Linked DNA regions of Homo sapiens: region 1 is linked to region 2. A link is an interaction called in ENCODE POLR2A ChIA-PET data of the cell type or tissue named here. Cell type or tissue: Caco-2. All regions are shown on one strand. Each heading gives the region's core, and the rest is flanking DNA. Links, peaks and the distances in the headings are about the cores only. Region 1 has its middle 5.9 kb from the start of MYO1E. Region 2 overlaps MYO1E (myosin IE).

Evidence for each region. ChIA-PET counts read pairs that join two places held together with the same protein. Peaks named below come from ENCODE experiments on the same cell type or tissue, not always from the same donor. Only the 100,000 strongest peaks of a DNase experiment are listed, where the experiment ranks them.
Region 1: POLR2A ChIA-PET joins it to region 2 with 17 read pairs; 8 of 35 experiments call an interaction of 5 or more read pairs at or near these places.

The regions. Positions count from the first base shown.
Region 1 is chr15:59,376,095-59,381,471 of GRCh38, reverse strand. No RefSeq gene overlaps it. Among named protein-coding and RNA genes, the nearest start is that of MYO1E, 5.9 kb to the right of the region's middle. RefSeq lists an enhancer at 907-1,408. In Caco-2, for the core only: no CTCF peak of the experiment used is centred there; a DNase peak (open chromatin) is centred at 331.
Region 2 is chr15:59,158,870-59,164,246 of GRCh38, reverse strand. It overlaps MYO1E (myosin IE), which reads left to right. Exons shown (of 28, transcript NM_004998.4): 23 at 944-1,090; 24 at 3,017-3,174. Among named protein-coding and RNA genes, the nearest start is that of MIR2116, 9.7 kb to the left of the region's middle. RefSeq lists an enhancer at 2,613-3,114. In Caco-2, for the core only: no CTCF peak of the experiment used is centred there; a DNase peak (open chromatin) is centred at 2,836.

The sequences.
Region 1 (5,377 bases), core at 243-5,242, 220 kb before region 2:
CATCTCAAGTATGTAAACACATTTACAGGCACAATGATGATAAAGGGGAAATGATGATGATCATTACAAAGGCCATACATTTTTTTCTATTGAAGAGGTGAACGGAATTACCCTCCTGGACTCACTAAGTGTAGAAATCGAGGCAGCAGACAGGCAAAGTCAGCAAACTGCTGCATGCCCTAAATTTGGAGTGTCTACCCTGTCTTCCTTCCCCAGAGACTCTGTCCCCATCTGCCATCTCTTTTTAATGGGGCAGTAAGCTTTAGGACATCACTCCTCTCACAGCATTTGCTTGGAATGTGACTGGACAGGCACCTGGTCCCAGCAGAGCCTTCCTTGTCAGTGACCTATGACCTGGGTGGCGTGATTTAAAAGGTTGAGCTGGGTGAGTCAGATTCTTTCTTTTTTTCTCTCCGTCCCTTTCTCCCTATGGAACTTGAATCAAAAGTCTAGAGGGCAGTTTCCAGTGAGCTGTGGGCAACATTGTAAAAAACGTTATTCTAGGGCCCAAGTCAGATCGTGACAGGCTACAGGCACTTTGCAAGCTGAAATCGGGGAAGAGGAACAACTGTGAGTTAAGTGGGAGAAGCTTCAAGAGACAGACAAGAAAAGAACATCCAACCACGCAGAGATGCACAGCCCTGCCTTCTTTTGTCTTGTTTTTCCTGGGCTCCTGGGCATGTATACTTTAAAAAAAAATTTCTTTCTGGCCTAGTGAAGTGGCTCACGCCTATAATCCCAGCACTTTGGGAGGCTGAGGCACTTGGATCACTTGAGGCCAGGAGTTCGAGACCAGCCTGGCCAACATGGCAAAACCCCATCTCTACTAAAAATTCAAAAATTAGATAGGTGTGGTGGCACGTGCCTATGGTCCCAGCTACTCGGGAGGCTGAGGCATGAGAATCGTTTGAACCTGGGAGGCAGAGGTTGCAGTGAGCCAAGGTCGTGCCAGTGCACTCCAGCTTGGGTGACAGAGTGAGACTCTATCTCAAACAAAAACAAAAACAAAAGCAAAAAAATAAAGCAAAGGCCAGGCATGGTAGCTCACGCCTATAATCCCAGCACTTTGTGAGGGTGCAGCGGCTGGATCACTGGAGATCAGGAGTTAGAGACCAGCCTGGCCAACATGATGAAACCCTGTCTCTACTAAAAATACAAAAATTAGCCAGGTGTGGTGACGTGCACCTGTAATCCCAGCTACTTGGGAGGCTGAGGCAGGAGAATCGCTTGAACCTGGGAGGCGGAGGTTGTAGTGAACCGACATCACAACACTGCACTCCAGTTTGGGCAACCGAGTGAGACTCCGCCTCAAAAAAAAAAACAACATTATTTTCTTTAAAGTAACCCATGTGCTCTTCTGATCCTTGTTAGTAAAAGAGACTAAATTGGAGCAACACATAACGGCAGAAAAAAGTCTCTCTTGGCCAGATGTGGTCACTCACCTGTAATTCCAGCAATTTGGGAGGCTGAGGCAGGAGGACAGCTTGAGGCCGGGAGTTTAAGGCAGCAGTGAGCTGTCATCATGCCATCATACTCCAGTCTGGGCAACAAAGCAAGATGTCATCTCAAAATAAATGAATGAATGAATGAATAAATAAATAAATGAATAAATAAATAAGTCTCTGCCAGTGGAGGATATAAACACACACACACCAAAAAAAAAAACACAGGAGAACCATATAAGTACAGCAGTCCAAGACCATGAAAGATAGTGGCAAACAGTCATTTCATCTGACAGTCCCCCAGGACCTTGGTTCGTGCAATCCTGTGCAATAATCAATATTTATGGTAATGACCTTGAGTCTTAAAGCAAAAGCTGCCTGACATTCAATGTATTTTCAGAAGTCCATGAAATGTGTAGTTTCATTCAGAAAAAACTTTTCTTAAAGTTAAAAAAAAAAGTCTTGGTATCTAAAAATGACAAGATTTGGCTGGGTGTAGTGGTTTATGCCTTTAATCCCAGCACTTTGGGAGGCTGAGGCTGGAGGACTGCTTTAGCCCGGAGTTCGAGACCAGCCTGGGTAACATGGTGAGACTCTGTCTCTACAAAAAATAAAAAAATTAGCCGAGCTATAGGTAGTGTGTACCTATGGTCCCAGCTACTTGGGAGGCTGAGACGGGAGGATCCCTTGAGCCTGGCACAGTGATACCTGTTTGTGCCTCTGCACTCCAGCCTGGGAGACACAGTGTGGTGCTGTCAAACAAACAAACAAAAAAACAAAAACAAAAAAAAAAAAAGAAAGAAAAGAAAGAAAAAAGGAAAAAAGGCAAGGTTCATGCAGAGATTTGTTATTTTTTACTTTTTGAAATGCACATATTTATTGATCCATGCCTTGCCTTGTTGTAGCAAAGAGCTCAGATGACTTATAAGAATACACAGGATCCAACAGGAAAGTAAACATTGACAGTGAGTGGGGAAAATAAAGAACATCAAGGTATGGACAAGAGATTTAGTTATCTGCAAAGCTCATTTCCATGGACTTCCTCATTCCTTGCTAGATCATGGACCACCATAACTAGTATTAATCATTGTTTCAACTCCAAATTTTTTAGATTTGGAGAAAGATCAAGGTTTATCTTCTGAATGTAAAAATCAAATTGAAACTGGAAGAAAAGAAAATATTGATTTAAATCAGAGAAAATATAATAATAAATCTACACAAACATGCTTTTAATAAGCTGCTAATTTAAGCATATATTTAAATCATTTCTATTCCTTTACTTCAGTAAAATAATTCTTAAGGCAAAATAATTTTATTTTATTTTATTTTTTTTTGAGACAGAGTCTCCCTCCGTCACCCAGGCTGGAGTGCAATGGCACTGTCTCGGTTCACTGCAACCTCTGCCTCCTGGGTTCAAGTGAGTCTTCTGCCCCAGCCTCCTGAGTAGCTGGGATTACAGGCACCTGCCACCACGCCCGGTTACTTTTTTGTATTTTTGGTAGAGATGGGGTTTCACCATGCTGGCCAGGCTGGTCTCGAATTCCTGACCTCAGGTGATCCACCTGCCTCGACCTCCCAAAGTGCTGAGATTACAGGTGTGAGCCACCGTGCCTGGCCTTAATTTATCTTAATCAGAAGTAGCATCATGTTACATTATACAACTGGTGAAATTCTCTTCAACATCCTTTTTATAAACCAATATCAACATACTGGGGGAAAAAGTGTTTAGAGTTAAACTTACTGTGTAAATGTAATTTTTATATTCCATTAAAAAGCAACAATTTTTCTGGGAGCTCTGGTTTGGAAAGGCTCACGGGGTTTTAATAAGTGTGTTCCTATTCATTTTGGGCCTGCATTAGGGACAATTTCTTCTGATGGACATTTCTATTACGCAATCACTGCTTAAAGGGTAATAGTGTAGGCTTCAGAGCCAGACAAATGTATGTATTTGATGCAGGATAGCTGAGTAATAGCTTGGTCAAATTACTTTAAGTCTTCTCAACTTAGTTTCTTAACTGCAAATGGAGCTAACAGGGTCGTATGGAAGATTACATAAGATATTGCACATTAAGCACTTAGCTCAGTAGCTAATAGCTAGTGAACCTAATACATGATGTATGTTATGATAAAAATAGTGATTGTAGAGGACATTTCACACTGATATGATACAAGTCTCTCTTTCATTAGTGTCTTGTTAAAGGTTTCTAATTTTCCCATTGACAAATTTTCTTTTTTTTTTGGAGATGGAGTCTCGCTCTGCCACCCAGGCTGGAGTGCGGTGGCAGGATCTTGGCTCACTGCAACCTCCGCCTCCCGGGTTCAAACAATTCTCCTGTCTCAGCCTCTACTACAGTTGGGACTACAGGTGCAGGACACCATGCCTGGCTAACTTTTGTATTTTTAGTAGAGACGGGGTTTCACCATATTGGTCAGGCTGGTCTCAAACTCCTGACCTCGGGTGATCCACCTGCCTTGGCCTCCCAAAGTCCTGGGATTACAGGTGTGAGCCACTGTGCCCAGCCAAATTTTCTTTTCTTTTCTTTTTTTTTTTTTTTGAGACGGAATCTCACTCTTTTTGCCCAGGCTGGCCCGCACTGGCCTGATCTCGGCTCACTGCAATCTCCGCCTCCGGGGTTCAAGAGATTCTCCTGCCTCAGCCTATCGAGTAGCTGGGATTACAGGTGCCTGCCACCACAGCCAGCTAATTTTTTTTTGTATTTTTAGTAGAGACAGGGTTTCACCATGTTTGGCCAGGCTGCTCTCCAACTCCTGACTTCAGGTGATCTACCTGCCTCAGCCTCCCAAAGTGGTGGGATTACAGGCGTGAGCCACCGCACCAGCCCCACATTAATTAACTTTAGTGTTGTGAGTGCATTCTGAATGATTTTTTATGGTATTGACAGGGAAACTAGTTTTATTGCTCGATATTATTTTCTTGCTGCTTTCCAAAATGCATAAACAATGATTTAGTTCACTGATAGATTTATACAGAAAATTTTACTTTGTATTCATTTTGATTTTTTTATTTGTTCCTTTTCATTCAGCCCCAGAAAAAATGCAATTAATCATGCCAAGGTATTTACAAAGCCTTATCTGACTAGCTCCATCATGTGTCTAGAATGAGTTTTACAATTTTAAAAGTTGCTTCCACTTCACTGCTACTATGGTCTTGAATAAGAATAAATATCTGGCTGGGCTCAGTGGCTGAAGTCTATAATCCCAGCACTTTAGGGGGCTGAGGTAGGCAGATCATTTGAGATCAGGACTTTGAGAGACCAGCCTGGTCAACATGGCGAAAACTCATCTCTACTAAAAATACAAAAATTAACCAGGTGTGGTGGTGGGCGCCTGTATTCCTAGCTACTCTGGAGGCTGAGGCAGGAGAATCACTTGAACTCAGGAGGCAAGAGGTTGCAGTGAGCCGAGATAGAGCCACTGCACTCCAGTGTAGGTGACAGAGCATCTCAAAAAAAGAAAGAAGGCCGGGCACGGTGGCTCACACCTGTAATCCCAGCACTTTGGGAGGCCGAGGTGGGTGGATCACGAGGTCAGCAGTTCAAGACAAGCCTGGCCAAGATGGTGAAACCCCATCTCTACTAAAAATACAAAAATTAGCTGGGTGTGGTGGCGGGTGCCTGTCATTCCAGCTACTTGGGAGGCTGAAGCAGAGAATAGCTTGAACCCGGAAGGCAGAGGTTGCAGTGAGCCGAGATTGCGCCACCGCACTCCAGCGTGGGTGACAGAGCAAGACTCCGTCTCAAAAAAAAAAAAAAAAGAAAGAATAAATATTTGGCAATATATTACTGAATCCTCTGAAAAACAGATGGAAATCAGAATTGGGAAAATGTTCCTTTTTTTTTTTGAGACAGAGTCTCGCTCTGTCTCCTAGGCTGGAGTGCAGTGGTGTGATCTTGGCTCATTGCAAGCTCCGCCTC
Region 2 (5,377 bases), core at 311-5,310:
GGTGGTGGCCCCATTCACCTGAGTGATAAATCTAACAGGGAATGCAAATTCTCAATTACATACATGTTGTTGCTTTCTACCAAGCCTAGCCAGGCTTGAAGATGGAACTTTGTCTCATCAACCTCCCCTGACCAGCAAGCGTTTCCTCGGAGCTGGGTCTGCCTCAGCGTCTCTCTGCCATCACCCTATAGCTTGTAACACCTGCTCCCCTCCAGGCATAAATTTCTCCACAATCCCACCCTGTCCAAACATGCAGTTCCCGCAAAGGTGTGTTCTTTCCTTGTCTGACAAAATTCATTAGCTTGAAGGTGATGATTTTTGCTTGTTTGCTGTTTGTCCATTCTGGCCTTCGCATTTCTGAACTTGGATGTGTCTGTACGTTCTAGTAGCTCCTGGCCTACAGTGTCCACAGAGCACTGTTTGCCAGAAGGTTCTTAATAAGTACCTTGAAGTCCAGGATATTGGCTTCCCTCTTGAGAACCGAGCTTATGATTCTTCAAGTTCAAATTTACTACAATAGCTATAACCATATCATAAATTATACTAACTTGGAACTTAAATGTAGAGTCATCCCTTTTCAACTGCATTCTATTCATAACTTTCTGGATTTTTATGATCTTAAAAACACAAGTTGGACTTGAAAATGGATTTTTTTTTAATATGGGCTAAATTGTCCTTAAGTTCCTGATTGTAAAAATCATGTGGAAAAAGTACTTTGATCATGCTTTTGTTGGACTATAAACCTTCTTTGAAAGCAGATTTCAGCAATTTCATTATGTAATTCATTGTTGTTGGTTTTGTTTGAAAGATTATTACTTATAGAAAGAAAGACTGTAAAATCTTAGCACTATCTTGCAGGATTTTTAAAATGGAAGAAAAAAAAAACAATAGAGTAAACAGAAGCACAGCTTTCACCAAGTGTGTTTGTCCAATCTCTTTACAGTACTATGCAGGATGACATTTTTATTCTCCATGAGCAAGAGTATGACAGTTTGCTTGAATCTGTCTTCAAAACTGAATTCCTAAGCCTCTTAGCAAAGCGTTACGAGGAGAAGACCCAGAAGCAACTACCTCTGAAATTCAGCAATACGTAAGTCCGGATCTGGGACCCAGACTTCTGCGTGTAGCTAAAAAGGGGTCTTGATCGCACCCCTGCGATTCAGGATGGGGCTGGAGGAGGCCTGCGAGGAGAAGAGTGGGGTCTGGCTGGCCCCAGTGGAACCTTAGAGCCTGCAGAAGACAGTCTGGATAGTAGTCACAGACTTTGAAAAGGTTACTTTTGCATTTCTGTGAAATAATGACTTCATAGACTAGTGTATTTTATCATTTAGACAAAAATCACCTGAATGAGGCAGACAAAGGCAGATTTTTATGTATCACCCAAAAAAGGGTTTTTTTAATTTAGGAGAGCAGACAGGAGTAGAATCACACTGGAAGCAGATAAAAGTGACAGAGGTGGGGGTTTAAATTCCCCAAACCAATGCATAATAAAACCTGTTTATTGGTAGAGCCTCCGGGGGCTTGAGGACTATAGGTGGCCAACGTATTGTGTAGGTGGTTCACCTTTCTTTCTTTTTTTTTTTTTTTCTTTTTTTTTTCTTGAGATGGCGTCTCGTTCTGTTGCCCAGGCTGGCGTACAGTGGTGCGACCTTGGCTCACTGCAACCTCTGCCTCCCAGGTTCAAGCAATTCTCCTGCCTCAGCCTCCTGAGTAGCTAGGATTACAAGTGCTCACCACCACACCCAGCTAATGTTTTCTTATTTTTAGTAGATACGGGGTTTCACCATGTTGGCCAGGCTGGTCTTGAACTCCTAACCTCAAGTGATCCACCCGCCTCGGCGTCCCAAAGTGCTGGGATCACAGGCTTGAGCCACCATGCCCAGCCTCACCTTCATTTCTTTTGGCAACATGATCTAATGGACCAGGTACTGGCTGGCATACTGTTGACCCTCTAATCTCATATTTGCTGAGTAAGAGTTATTTAGCTAGTCTGGGCAATATAGTAAGACCACATCTCTACAAAAAGTAAAAAATAAAAAAAAAATTAGCCGAGTATGGTGGTGCATGCCTGTAGTCCCAGCTACTCGGGAGGCTGAGGTGGGAGGATACTTGAGCCCAGGAGGCAGAGGTTGCAGTGAGCTGAGACCGCACCACTGCACGCCAGCCTGGGCAACAGAGCAAGACCCTGTCTAAAACACAGAAAGAAAGTTATTTAGCTTTTCTTTTTAAATTTCCCCATCTATAAAATGGGAATATCCTCCATCTTTTCCTAGCTACAAAAATAAGGCCAAGACAAAGCCTTTATATCATGATGAGGGAAACTTATAATAGGCAGCTACTTAAAATTATGATTTTTCCTTCTTATGATATCAGAAAATATAACTTAAAAACAGAATAAGGATTGCATAATACAGGCATATATGCAATATAGAAGCATTAAAACTGGATGGGGAGTTTGGGAATTGCAGGTAAATCCTGCCTTCTATTTGGATTTTGGTTGCTAGTGTGTGTCTTTTTCCATCCCTGGGTGGGCTGTGATGGTGCAAGAATAGTACAGGACTAAACAAAGCCAGGTTCTATGCTAGAGTCCTCAAGCTGGCCTGTGTCTGGCATCTCTCAGTCCTCCACAAGCACAGAATCAGGGACAACAGCTGGAAGCACAATGACAGCACAGCGGTATGACCTGGAAATTGTCTCTTTCCTCTGTCCCCTCAGCAGGCGCCTCTGAGACCACCTGACAGAGTGGCACTGGCACATTAGCCAGATGTACCTCCCTCACCACCTGGTGTCTCACGGTACCGGGCCCCAGATGCTCCTTTTTCTGGCTCATTGTCATGCAGCGACAGTGCCACCCCATGGATGCGGTGCGCATCCTCAGGGCCCTGCTCCTGGTGTAGATTGTCCGTTCTCGCCTCATGTTTATGCTTTTCCAGCAGCAGAACTCCGTGGCGGGATCTCTGAGCACCGTTTTCTCACTGCGTCCTTCGACCTGTTAACCCCACTGTGCTTTTTGCAGGCTTGAACTGAAGTTGAAAAAGGAAAACTGGGGCCCCTGGAGTGCAGGGGGCTCCCGGCAAGTGCAGTTCCACCAAGGGTTTGGGGACCTGGCTGTCCTCAAGCCCAGTAACAAAGTGCTGCAGGTCAGCATCGGACCTGGACTGCCCAAGAACTCCCGTAAGTGCTCCACGGGCCCTGCAGGCAGAACTGCCGCCGCTCCCCCGAGTCTCCCGAGCAAATGCTGCAAACATGTGCACAGATGTGGGGGCTGAGAATCAGTACACCTTCTGCTTGCTGGGGCTCACGCTTTCTTCAGAATGGAACATTTCAAACTAAAGCAACAGCAAGGAAAATGAGCAGGTTAAAAGTTTCTGAGGGACTTAGTACTTATGTATCAGTACACCTGGCATTACAATATTGTGGTTAAAACAAATCAAAGTTTGTTAGCTTCAAATTTCCCCTCCCTTTCCAGTCAGATCTTGTCCACAATACCAACATCATCCTCTATGCCACCTTTAAAGAAATTGACTGGGCCCGGCGTGGTGGCTCACACCTATAATCCCAGCACCTTGGGAGGCCAAGGCCGGACGATCGCTTGAACCCAAGAGTTCCAGACCAGCCTGAGTAACATGGCAAAACCCTGTCTCCACACACAAAAATAAAAATGTAAAAATTAGCCAGGCATGGTGGTGCATGCCTGTAGTCCCAGCCACTCCGGAGGCTGAGGTGGGAGGATGGCTTGAGCCTGGGAGGTCAAGGCTGCAGTAAATCATGATCTTTACTGGGGTGCCACTGCACCCCAGCCTAGGTGACAGAGCAAGACCCTGCCTCATTAAAAAAAAGAAGATGAAAAAGAAATAAAACACCATACACACACACACACACACACACACACACACACACACACACACACGCACTACCTCAAACCCCAGTCTAACTCCTTCCCTGGCCTTTATTTTTGTATTTATAATTGATATTTATAAACTTATATCTATAGCACACAGCATAGAATAATCATACATGCTATGTATGCATATACTGTGATATTGTTCTAAGATTTAGCCTGTGTGTGATCACACACATGAAGATGCCTTATATAAAATAACTGTTTCTAGGCCAGGCACGGTGGCTCATGCCTATAATCCCTGCACTTTGGGAGGCCGAGGCAGGCGGACTACCTGAGGTCAGGAGTTTGAGACCAGCCTGACCAACACCCAGTCTCTACTAAATACAAAAAACTAGCCAGGTGTTGTGGCGTATGCCTGTAGTCCCAGCTACTTGGGAGGCTGAGGCAGGAGAATTGCTTGAACCCAGGAGGTGGAGGTTGCAGTGAGCTGAGATCGCGCCATTGCACACCAGCCTGGGCAACAAGAGCGAAACTCCATCTCAAAAATTAATTAATTAATTAGCCATTTCTCAAATCTGTCTGCAAAGGTACACCTTAACATGTTCTCTAACATATTAATACAATACCAGCAAATGCCATCATATCTTTATATATGTAGAGCCACTCAGAAAATGTTGATGTATGTCTGTGTATCCGTTAGTACTTGCAGAAAACAGACAGCAACTTTTGGAGGGATTTCTGAAGCGATTTTTCAGTGAAAAGATGTGGACGGGGTTTAGGGAACAAAGTAGGGACCCAGGGAAAGGGAGTGGCAGGAAATCATTATTATCCGCAAACCTGAAGCAGCAGAGGGAGGAACGAGGTGAACTGAAGGCTACAGTCAGGAAGGAGGCACATGAAGTCCCCCACCTCCCTCCTGACACTCCAGTCTCCTTCCAGTGCCTCCTGTTGGCCTGGCCTATAGGCCTCACCCCACTGGAAGGCAGAGGCCTGGCTGTCCACAGGACTCAGACCCCAGGGCACAGAGCCGGGCAAAGAAAGGCTGCAAATAACCAGCAGGCTATGTTTGTGCGGCGGGCCCCCGAGGGGAAATTGCCCAATAGGTGTTGGATTCTATCTTATTTGGGGTGGCGAGAGTGGCCTAGGTACTGGGAGGGAAGCGTCCAGCAGGCCACACTGGGTTTGCCCCGATCCCACGTGGTCGGTTCTCCCAGGCCCTAGAGCTGCAGCTCCTTTGCTGTGTTTGCACTGTGCACCTTGTCACCTCCTACCCTTCTCTATTCTTCAGCTCTTCTCTTTATAAGAAATTCCCTCTGCACCCCTCTTCCAGCTGGTTTAATCCTACCTTCCTTCCTGTTCCATTCAAGACCCTATTGTTTTTCTTCCCCACATAGATGTCTCTGCAGAGATCTCCTCTGGCTCCTCTGGCCCTGCTGTCCAGCCCTGACTGTGACCCACAGTGTGTTCCTTTGGCCCCAGCTTGTTCCTCATTCCTTCATGTCTGTGTCAAGGGTACAAGTCTGCTTCTCCTCC